Regions from separate parts of the Homo sapiens genome. Here region 1 is linked to region 2. A link is an interaction called in ENCODE POLR2A ChIA-PET data of the cell type or tissue named here. Cell type or tissue: A673. All regions are shown on one strand.

Region 1 (5,000 bases), 74 kb before region 2:
TGTGTTTTCATCTGAGCTGGCTTCTTTCTCAAGCAAGAACTCCCCAGGCAGTGTCAAAGATAGTAATGACAGCTCCGTAGTTAAGGGGCCCTTCAAGGTCATGATCACTGAGAAAGTGTTCAGGCAGAGGGTGCTTTCTCCCTCAGAGTATGTAATTATCATTAATAAAATTCTGATTCACTCCAGTTGGATGATGTACCCATCCCTGGGCCAGTTAGTTGTCAAGGGAGACGGGTTACTCTTAAGCCCACCCTGGCTGTGGGCATGAGAACACATGGTAGACAGAATGCAGACAGGCCATCTCCAAGAGGAAAAGGGAGTCTCTGGATTCTGTGATACAAATAAAGGGAAAAGGACGCCAGGCAGTCAGCGGAAACAGGTGCCCACCACTCGGCAGCCCATTCTCTTGGTTATAGTTAGTTGTTTTCAAGTGATAGTACAGTTGACTCTTGAACAATATGGGGGCTAGGGGTCCCGACCCCTCCCCTGCACAGTTGAAAATTCACATATAATTTTTGACTCCCCTAAAACTTAGCTAGTAATAGCTCACTGTTGGTCAGAAGCCTTCCCAATAACATAGTCAACTAACCCATATCGTGTACATGTATTATATGCTGTGTTCTTACAATGAAGTAAGCTAGAGAAAAGAAAATGTTATTAAGAAAATCAGAAGGAGGAGAAAGTACGTCTACTATTCGTGAAGTGGAAGTGGATTATCGTAAAGGTCTTCATCCTCATCATCTGCATAAGGAGTAGATTGAGGAAGGAGGAGGAAGAGGAGGGGTTGGTCTTGCTGTCTCAGGAGTGGCAGAGGCAGAAGAAAATCTGTAAAGAAGTGAACTTGCAGAGTTCTAACCTGTGTTGTTCAAGGGTCAGCTGTACATGTTCTTAGTTTTTGTTTTGGTTGGTGTTAGTGTCGTGTTTGTTTTATTTTGCTTTGCTTTCAGTTTTTTATTTGAATATCCAGCTGTGGCAGACAGCATGAATCTATAGATTTTACTTCAAAATCTGAGGCCAGTACTGTATGCAGGGCCAGCTGTCAGTAAAATTATAAAGCAGGAAGAGCTTTTGTTTGTTTTTTGAGACAGAGTCTCAGTCTGTCCCCAAGCTGGAGTGGAGTGGTGCAATCTCAAGTCACTGCAACCTCCACCTCCCGAGTTCAAGTGATTCTCATGCCTCAGCCTCCCGAGTAGCTGGGATTACAGGTTCCCACCACCATGCCCAGCTAATTTTTGTATTTTTAGTAGAGATGGGGGTCTCACCATGTTGGCCAGGCTGGTTTCGAACTCCTGACCTCAAGTGACCCGCCTGCCTCAGCCTCCCAGAGTGCTAGGATTACAGGCATGAACCGCTGTATACGGCCAAGAGGAGTTCATTTTTAACTCCATCTCCTTTTGGGTGTATGTCCCTAATTTAATTCGCTCTTCCCTGTCCTCTCACAAGGACTTCCAAAGAAATAGAGCAGTGGCAGAACACAATACTTAACTCATAGAATGGTGAGATTGCAGGCACCACTGTTAGCCAGGTGAGGAAGGTTTTTGGAGGCAAGGAACCTTCCAAAATATCTTCATAAGGATGTAAGGAACCTATGCATACTTGGAGTTGGAGTGTACTGCTGTGTTCAGACATTTAAAGCTGCCTTTGTAAAGGAAATGAGATTATATTTACTCTGGGGAGATTGCCATGAAGACAGTGCTTGAGAAGCACCTTTAAAATATGAAGTTTTCCTCAACAAATGCAACATTTTTAAGGGGCTACGACTGGTGGACTACAGGTGTGAAAAGTGTGCAGTATAACAGCAATAGCATCATAAATGGAAAAGCTTGGAACAGACTGTTCTTCTGCAGAGCATATCTTGTGTGGTGTGTTTTTTTCGAGGTATGTTAAGAGTCTTGGAACAAAAGAATTACTTGACTATATTGAGATGTATCTGGAACAGGCCCACACACGTCTGTGGTGCCAGTTTATTCTTTTACAAAATGTTACCTTTAAAAAAAATTTTTAAATACACACTTAAATGGGGATGGGAGCACTGTCAGGGAGAGTCTCACCTATGAAAGCAAAAAGCACAGCTTAATTTCAGAGCACTGCACTGGGAGTCCAGTCTCCGCTCTCCACAACTCTCAGAGAAATTCTGAACACAGCACTTTGTCATATTTTCCACTAATTTGTTCCCAAGGTCTCTCTCCGGAGAGCGTCTACAAACTCAACCCCTGCCCTGAAGGGGCTGTGGAGGAAGTGGGCAAGGTTGTCTACAGTGTGACTTTCTTGGGATACTTCTTCATCCTGGGGGAAGGCCTAATGTCTAAGTGACCACCTGTGAGCAGGTGTTTCTCTCACAGGGATCCGTTTCTACGAGCAGACACCCTTGTGGCTCTTGTTTGATCTGTGTTCAGTTTATTCCTACCAAGATAGCTACTCTCTAGGAAAGCCTGGATCGGTTTCCTCTCTAGGAGACCCCAGAAGGAGGTTGGGTTCAGGTATGTCAGGCAGGGGAGACACAAAGGAGGCAACTCAACAAAGCACATGAAACAGCAGAGGATGTGTATTACTCACAGGTCCCAGAGAGGAAGGGAGCAGGACTCATAGGGCCAGCTGGAAGTGGGGAACTGTCTGAGACACACACATGCAACCAGGGAGTGGGGAGCAAGAGAGAGAGTTGTAGGGGGGACCTGTGGGCCAAAGCCCTTACTAGGGTCTAGGGCATTACCCAAGTAGGCTTCCCATGGGAAGTTCTAATCGGTGGGTGAGCTCTGTGGAGACTGCAACTGAGAGGGGGTCACTGCAGCATATCTGTGTGTTCTATGTTGGTGGGGGAGTTGTTGGGGCAGTCAGTGGGGCCAGTCAAGTAGGTTGTATCCAGCTCTCCCTTAGGGAGGTGGTCACCAGCAAGTGGTTGTCAACCACCTTGAGTTACTGGGAGGAAGCAGAGAGCAGAAGACTATGTCAAAGATGACTAAGCCCTGCTCCCCGTATGAGAAAGTCAAGCCTAGATTCAGGACCGATGCCAGAGCAACATAAAACTATAGAACTCACTACATGCTTCATGCAGCTCGGTTTCCAGTGTTTCCATCTGTAAGAGACAAGTATTGAATTAAGTGATGTATCAGGACCTTATCAGTTGCCAAATTGAATCATTCTACTGTTTTTTTCAGCAGCTTTGATAAAACATTAGTGCAGGCTTGTCATTACCCAATACTACTGGAGGCCTTGAAAGTGTGGAGTGCTGTACTAGGATGGCACATGACGTGACTTATGCTGACATTGACTCCTATGCTGACATTGACTCCTTTGCACAGCTGATATTTGAAACGCTCTTGGTATATTTTCTTTCTGAATTGTTTGTGTTCCTAACATGGGCCATGAATCTCTGAAGTGGACATGGATACCATGTCCTATGTCTACCTGTACATATTGTCAGCTTGCAATAAGAAATATGATAATAAAATGAAGTTCTATCAGAGGAGTGGCAGGGGATGATCAAACCACAAAGAAAACAAAGCAAGGAAACAGCACAACGCAAACACAGACACCCCTCACCAAAACTCTTCTCTGCCTGATTGCTCTAAAACACAAGGCAAGTCAATATTCCTGTTCAGCTGAGAACAAGAGTGTTTACTTCATGGAAGATCTTTGAGAGTTAGCTAAATTAAAAATTTAAGGAAAAAGGCTTATCAAGAAAATATGAGTCAAAATGTGGCTGTTCCTTTTTATGTTTCTCCGATTTCGTGCTATTTTGCTACTGGAAATTTTCTGCCTCTCTGGATACTCTTGCAAATGGGAACAGATACGCCTAGCCTGGGTTCCTGCTCCATCATTCCCCCAGTTCTAGGAGCAGGAGCGGAGCACCACTGGTGCTAGGTCAAGTGGAAGACAAATGATGCCACATTTTTGCTGTGGATTTTCTTTTATGTCGTCTCTAGCTTCTGGACCAGCGGTATATTATTTTTCAGAGTCTTTTTCAGATCAATTCTGAGCTTAATTGCTGACTTGCTTGTGAGGTTGGAAGCTCTACCTACAGTGTACCATGCTTTTGATAGAGAAGGTTTCTGGGCAGTTTTTGGTTTTTCATAGAGGTATTGGATAGGCTCATACTGATTAAGCTGTGGCTCCAGCAAACATGCTCAATATTATGAAGTCCAGGAGGTAGGTTTTGTTGCTAACATAAAAATATTCTTCAGCTCCACGCTGGCCCAAAGCAGGAGGGGGAAGTTGGAGAGGAACTTCTTCATCCATCAAACAAAGTGTATATTTGTTGCCGTTTTGACAATCACATCCCTTAGTAAAAGATGTACTTGAAAAACAATATAAATAAAATAAAGTTTCATAAAGGCTCCCAAACATTCTTCCTTTCCCCCTGAGGCTATAATGACTATCCTGGTTTTAAAATCCCTTTTCTTATTCCTTCTGAGTTTTCCCATTTCGTGCTCCCTGGGAGCATCTCTGTAAAATAAGCCTGTGGAAAATGGGTAATGAGGAAATCGTTGCCTTAATTGAAGGTCGCATCTACAAAGGTCCAGGTAGGTGCACTTTGGCTGATGGAAAAATCCCCCAGAGTGACATCCTGCTGCCCTGAAATAGAGGCTCGGTTGTCATTTGTTAGAACAACGGTGGCGCCTGGTTGGCATCTCGAGTGTTGTCTTTGTTAATCTCACAACCAGGTGATTTCCATTACTGACGACACCCCACATGGGAAGGGGGCAAGGAAGGGCCCCCAAGGACTCCCATAATTAAGCACAAACACTTTTACAGTATTAAGTCAAAGCCGAATGCCTCCCAAATCCTCTTGGTGTTGAGTTCGTGTGCCCTACACAATGGTGACCTTTAATATGTCCCTTTCAGATCCAGCTAGATTAGTCCTGTGCTCTGGCCTTGATATTTTTTGTTTTGTTTTCTAGTGCTATTCCTTTAAAAGAAGAACTATGAGAGTGATTTTTTTAATCTGTTTGCTTACTTTTCTTTTCTTTTTTTGGCTTATTGTCAACATGTTGTGTTGACAC
Region 2 (5,000 bases):
AAACTGTACAATATAAAAAAGTAGGTGAGCAAATGGCTTAGTCAGCTCAGCAGTAACAGTGGCACAGAATTGAGTTCCTGAGCAAGTACTTTGGACAATTAGCAACTATCTTTTGTCCACATGGAGATTACTGAGCTTATGATAACCATTTCAAAATGGGCACAGTGCTGGCTAGTAAGAAGCATTTAGTCTAATAACAAGAGAGGTGGCACATATATAAATGCCTGCAGATTCCTGTCATGAGTGGAGGGCCAGAAATGGCTTACGTACTTGAGTCTGAATCAAAAGAAAGTATTTCACGGGAAAAGGCATCTCACTCTCAATCTCCCAAGCCAAATAAGGAGATAGGTTGCTATTACAATTTGTATATAGGAGAAAAAACGGATAGTGGCTAGTTGGATGGATGATGGATAGATGGATAAAGGATGGATGGATGGATGACGGATGAATGGATGGATGGTGGATGGATGGATGGATGATGGATGGATGATCGATGGATGGATGGATGCATGGACAGATGGATGGATACATACATGCATACTTAGGATATATAATAAATTGTATATTTAATAGTCATTAGCATTCTAATATCTATTGGGTGAACGGAAAATTTGTAGAGGAATATGTACCTACATTCTTTGCATTCATCAGCTAAGTTAATTGTCAGCAGACTCTTTGGGAAAAAATTAGGAGCACAGCTAAGGTCAGTATAGGATGGAATGTCTAAAGGGGTAGGGGAGATATATCAACCTTAATTGTGTACTTTTGGATAACCGAATAGGGAGATTCTTAGAGAAGAAGATGGAGGGTTCTCAAAAATAGATGATGCATGTGTATAAGTGTTGGTGTCTGTCATCAATTAAACAAAATCCAGAATGTACCAGGTTGAGAATGAAGAAAATGAGAATGAAAAGGAAATGCAATAGAAAAGAAATTAGATCAAATATAGAAGGAATAGTAGATCAAAATTAGGAAAAGGTATTCATTGTCCAAAGCATGTAGATACTAGCACTTGCATAGCATTGGATCCTGTTAGGGTTAAAGAAAGAGAATCTCATGCTCCCAGAGCTATCTGGTGAACGTCCCCAACTGTACATGTGGAGCTCTGCAGGCCCCACGTCTGCAATAGTACTGTAGACTACATCTCCGTCCACAGCCAGCCTCGGCATGTTCCATTTACACCACATGGAGAAATAAAATGTATTTCTAATCGGCTTTCTAATAAGTACTAATTAGTCCAGGCCTTTGTGATCCATAAAGAGATAAAGAGTGAGCTTGCATCCTTCCATCAAAGCGCTGAAGCTGCAGCTGGCAAAACCTCATGCTGCTTTTCCTGCCTATCTTAAGGAAGAAATTGAAATTAGCTCAATGAAAAAATCTCATTTAGATTTTGCTAATATGTATTAAAATCCAAGAGGTAAAACCGTGCAAGCAACTGTGACAGAGTTCCCAGGAGTGGTCTGAGGGGGACCAGCTTGGGGCAGCATTCGAACAGTCTCTTCCAGGAAGTCACATTTAAAACAAGAGCATTAAATCGTGACGGATGTACAGCATCAGCCATTTTGATGCATCTTTGCATTAAAGGACACGATAATACCTAAGAGGTGGGGAGAAAGTCAATGCACCATATTGATTATTATGAATACAAGAGTTTTAAAGTTAGACAGGGTTTTGTAGTTATAAGATCCAAAATGATCTTCCAGCTGAAGTATTATTGCAAACACCACCAAGACAATATCCAAGACCAAGGGAGAGAATTCAGAAAGCAGGCTGCCGGGCCCACAGTCCTTGTGCTTCAATCAGGCACCAATCCAACTCCATCAAAGTTAGACAAATTATCCCAAGGTCTCCAAGCACCTTCTCCATTAAGTGAGCACAGAGACACTCATGGTTTTCAGTGCATGAAAACTCCCTGGGAAACAGCTGAGGCAGATTTTCTCTTGTTTCTGCTTTTACCTGGGTCTTAGGAAATGTTTCATGTTTTCCCCACAGCAGTTTCCAGAACACAACATTTCCTCAAGGCTACTCTAGGGCTGTCCCACTTCCCATTTCATGTCCAAGGTCATAAAGTATTCTTAATGTAATTGTAACCATGATGTCTTGTGGCCAGGCTTGTCGTGATTCAAAACAAGAAGTGTTTAGAAATCGTTTGCCATGTAGTAACAAAGTCTAACGCATCTTTCTTTGTTATTTGTAACAAAACTGTTCCGGAAGGGGATGTATAGTGCATAGGATCTGTACAACATAGTGCTCAAGCCTTAAGTTAAAATGCATTAAAATGGGCTGGGCACGGTGGCTCTCGCCTGTAATCCCAGCACTTCGGGAGGCCGAGGCGGGCAGATCATGAGGTCAGGAGATCGAGACCATCCTGGCTAACATGGTGAAACCCCGTCTCTACTAAAAAATATATATATAAAAAATTAGCTTGGTGTGGTGATGGGCGGCTGTAGTCCCAGCTACTCGGGAGCAGAGGTAGGAGAATGGTGTGAACCTGGGAGGTGGAGGTTGCAGTGAGCTGAGATCGTCTCACTGCACTCCAGCCTGGGCGACAAAGCGGGACTCCATCTAAAAAAAAAAAAAAAAAAAAAGCATTAAAATGAAATGAATCTTGAAGTTAAAGACACCGTCATAGGAGGTCTGTGAGAGCCAGTTGCTAATAGCAAGGTGGGTATGGAGGATAAAGAGTAGCAGAAGATGAGATAAAAAGGTAGGTTACCCAGATACTGTGATATAAAGCATTTTATATAAAAAGGAGGGTCACACAAATATTGTGAAACGCTGAATTTTATATTGAGAGATGAAAAATCCATCTGGAAATCAAAAAGAGAAAAAAAAAAACCCACATGAATGGAATACATCTGAGGGGGTGAAGAGTATGGCAGGGGCTGAGAAAAGAAAATAATTTTGATAGTGAGCTTTTTAGATTCCTAAGAATGAGAAGAGATAAGCAGGAGAGTTAGGAGGAGGAAGCTGGAGTCCTATCCAGATTCAGCAGGAAATTATTTCAGCCTAAACTAGAGACACAGTGGAAGTGAGAAAGAAAGCACTCGGTTTGTAAGATTTCTGTTCAGGAAGTGGAGTGAGGGTCCCGTGGGAATGAGTGTGGCCAGAGGAGGAAATGGAGGAATAATAGATGATTGCAAGCCCCCAGGTTTGGGAGGCGGGGAGGTGTTATTGACAGTCAGGAAGGGAAAGAAGGTGTCTTAAAAAGGAAACAAACAGGGTTCATTTTTAGGTTGGTTATTTGATGTATGAGGAGAAACATTTAAAAGTCAAGACTTAGGGGAGGATGTGTCTAGGAAATCGAGGGCAGAGGGGATTGCTATACCCATGGGATGACTCCGTTTACTCCACAAATGTAGAAGAAATGTCTTCAGGGCCAAATTTCACTGGAGGTGAAAACATGAAGAACATGAGTACGATTACCTGGGAGTTTAGCAGACGGCTGTATCATCCAGATTTTGTTTTCAGTGCCTCTACACCTGTGTACCTTCCAGAGCATTCGGTTGATTCATGAGGCTTGTAGAATCTGCTTTTTATAAATTAAAGGAATAAATCTTTGGTGATTATAGTAAGGAGATAATGGGGAGGATAAGGAGAGCTCACAGATACAACATAGGACAAAAGTCAGAATTTTCACATGTCAACACGAATGAAACTTTACAAATAACTACAGGGAAGGCAGAATAGAAGGGAGACAAGATTTGGGCAAGGCAAACAGAGGGCTGATTTTGAAAGTACAGAGGAAGTGGTGAAAACAGTGTGACAGAGGAAGAAAGGATGAGAAGAAATAGACAAGCGCTGCAAAGAAAATGGAGGAGGCTGGGAGCAGTGGTTCACACCTATAATCCCAGCACTTAGGGAGGCCGAGGTGGGTGGATCACTTGAGTTCAGGAGTTTGAGACCAGCCTGGCCAACATGGTGAAACCCCGTGTTTACTAAAAATACAAAAATTAGTTGGGCATGGTGGCATATGCCTGTAGTCCCAGCTACTCGGGAGGCTAAGGCAGGAGAATCGCTTGAATCCAGGAGACTAAAGTTGCAGTGAGTCAAAATGACACCGCTGCTCTCCAGCCTGGGTGACAGAATGAGACTCAGCCCCCTCTCCCACCCAATAAAAAGAAAGAAAAAGAGAGAGAGAGAAAGAAAGAAGAAAGAAAGAAAAGAAAGAAAGAAAGAAAAGAAAGAGAGAGAGAGAAAGAAAGAAAGAGAGAGAGAGAAAGAAAGAGAAAGAAAGAAAGAAAGAAAGAAAGAAAGAAAGAAAGAAAGAAAGAAAGAAAGAAAGAAAAAGAAAATGGGCGAAATGTCTAGAGAATCAGAGGTAAATGTTTGGAGTAAATGACACCCAGATGGCCAGGGCCACCTCTCCTTTTTCTGGAGAAACAAAGGCAACCCCTATCCTATTCTTATCAGCAGCTAAAGGCAGAATCGATGCAAGAAGATTCCACAGGAAGGGAAGTTCCTGATTCTGATTTGTGTACTAGGACTAGAGGTTCATATGAGCAGGGAATTGATAAATAAAATGATCAATAATCTAGAAGTGAACATAATAGATAGCTTCAAGAGGCACAGATGCGCAAGCCTATTGCTGAAGCGGCATCAAACATTTCTGAGATTCAAGAAAATAACCATTTGGGTCTCATGGTGGGGGCCTGGGGATGCTGGAATTTAAATAAATGTCCCAGATACTGATCCAGAGAGAAAAGCAAGATTTGAAGATCATCAAGAGAAACAAATCTGTTTACCTCCATTAACCTCCACCCCCTTTTCTCCGTCACCCTCTTCTCCACATATATACGGGGAAAAAGACTCAAGGGGGTCCCAGCAGGTGGTGATTTCTTGAATGGTGTTCATTTTCTACTTGCATGCTGTGGCCTTATTTTAAATTTGAATTACTTTGTAAGCAGGAAGAAAAATCATTATTTTTAAGTCATTAAGAAAGCCAGATAACTTTGAAAATTAAGCCAAATGAAAGATCGAGCTATCTTAATGCCCAAATA

What was found. Peaks named below come from ENCODE experiments on the same cell type or tissue, not always from the same donor. Only the 100,000 strongest peaks of a DNase experiment are listed, where the experiment ranks them.
Region 1: POLR2A ChIA-PET joins it to region 2 with 5 read pairs; 8 of 35 experiments call an interaction of 5 or more read pairs at or near these places.

What each region holds. Positions count from the first base shown.
Region 1 is chr10:33,342,294-33,347,293 of GRCh38, forward strand. No RefSeq gene overlaps it. Among named protein-coding and RNA genes, the nearest start is that of NRP1, 10 kb to the left of the region's middle. In A673, no CTCF peak of the experiment used is centred here; no DNase peak of the experiment used is centred here.
Region 2 is chr10:33,416,451-33,421,450 of GRCh38, forward strand. No RefSeq gene overlaps it. Among named protein-coding and RNA genes, the nearest start is that of NRP1, 84 kb to the left of the region's middle. In A673, no CTCF peak of the experiment used is centred here; a DNase peak (open chromatin) is centred at 3,081.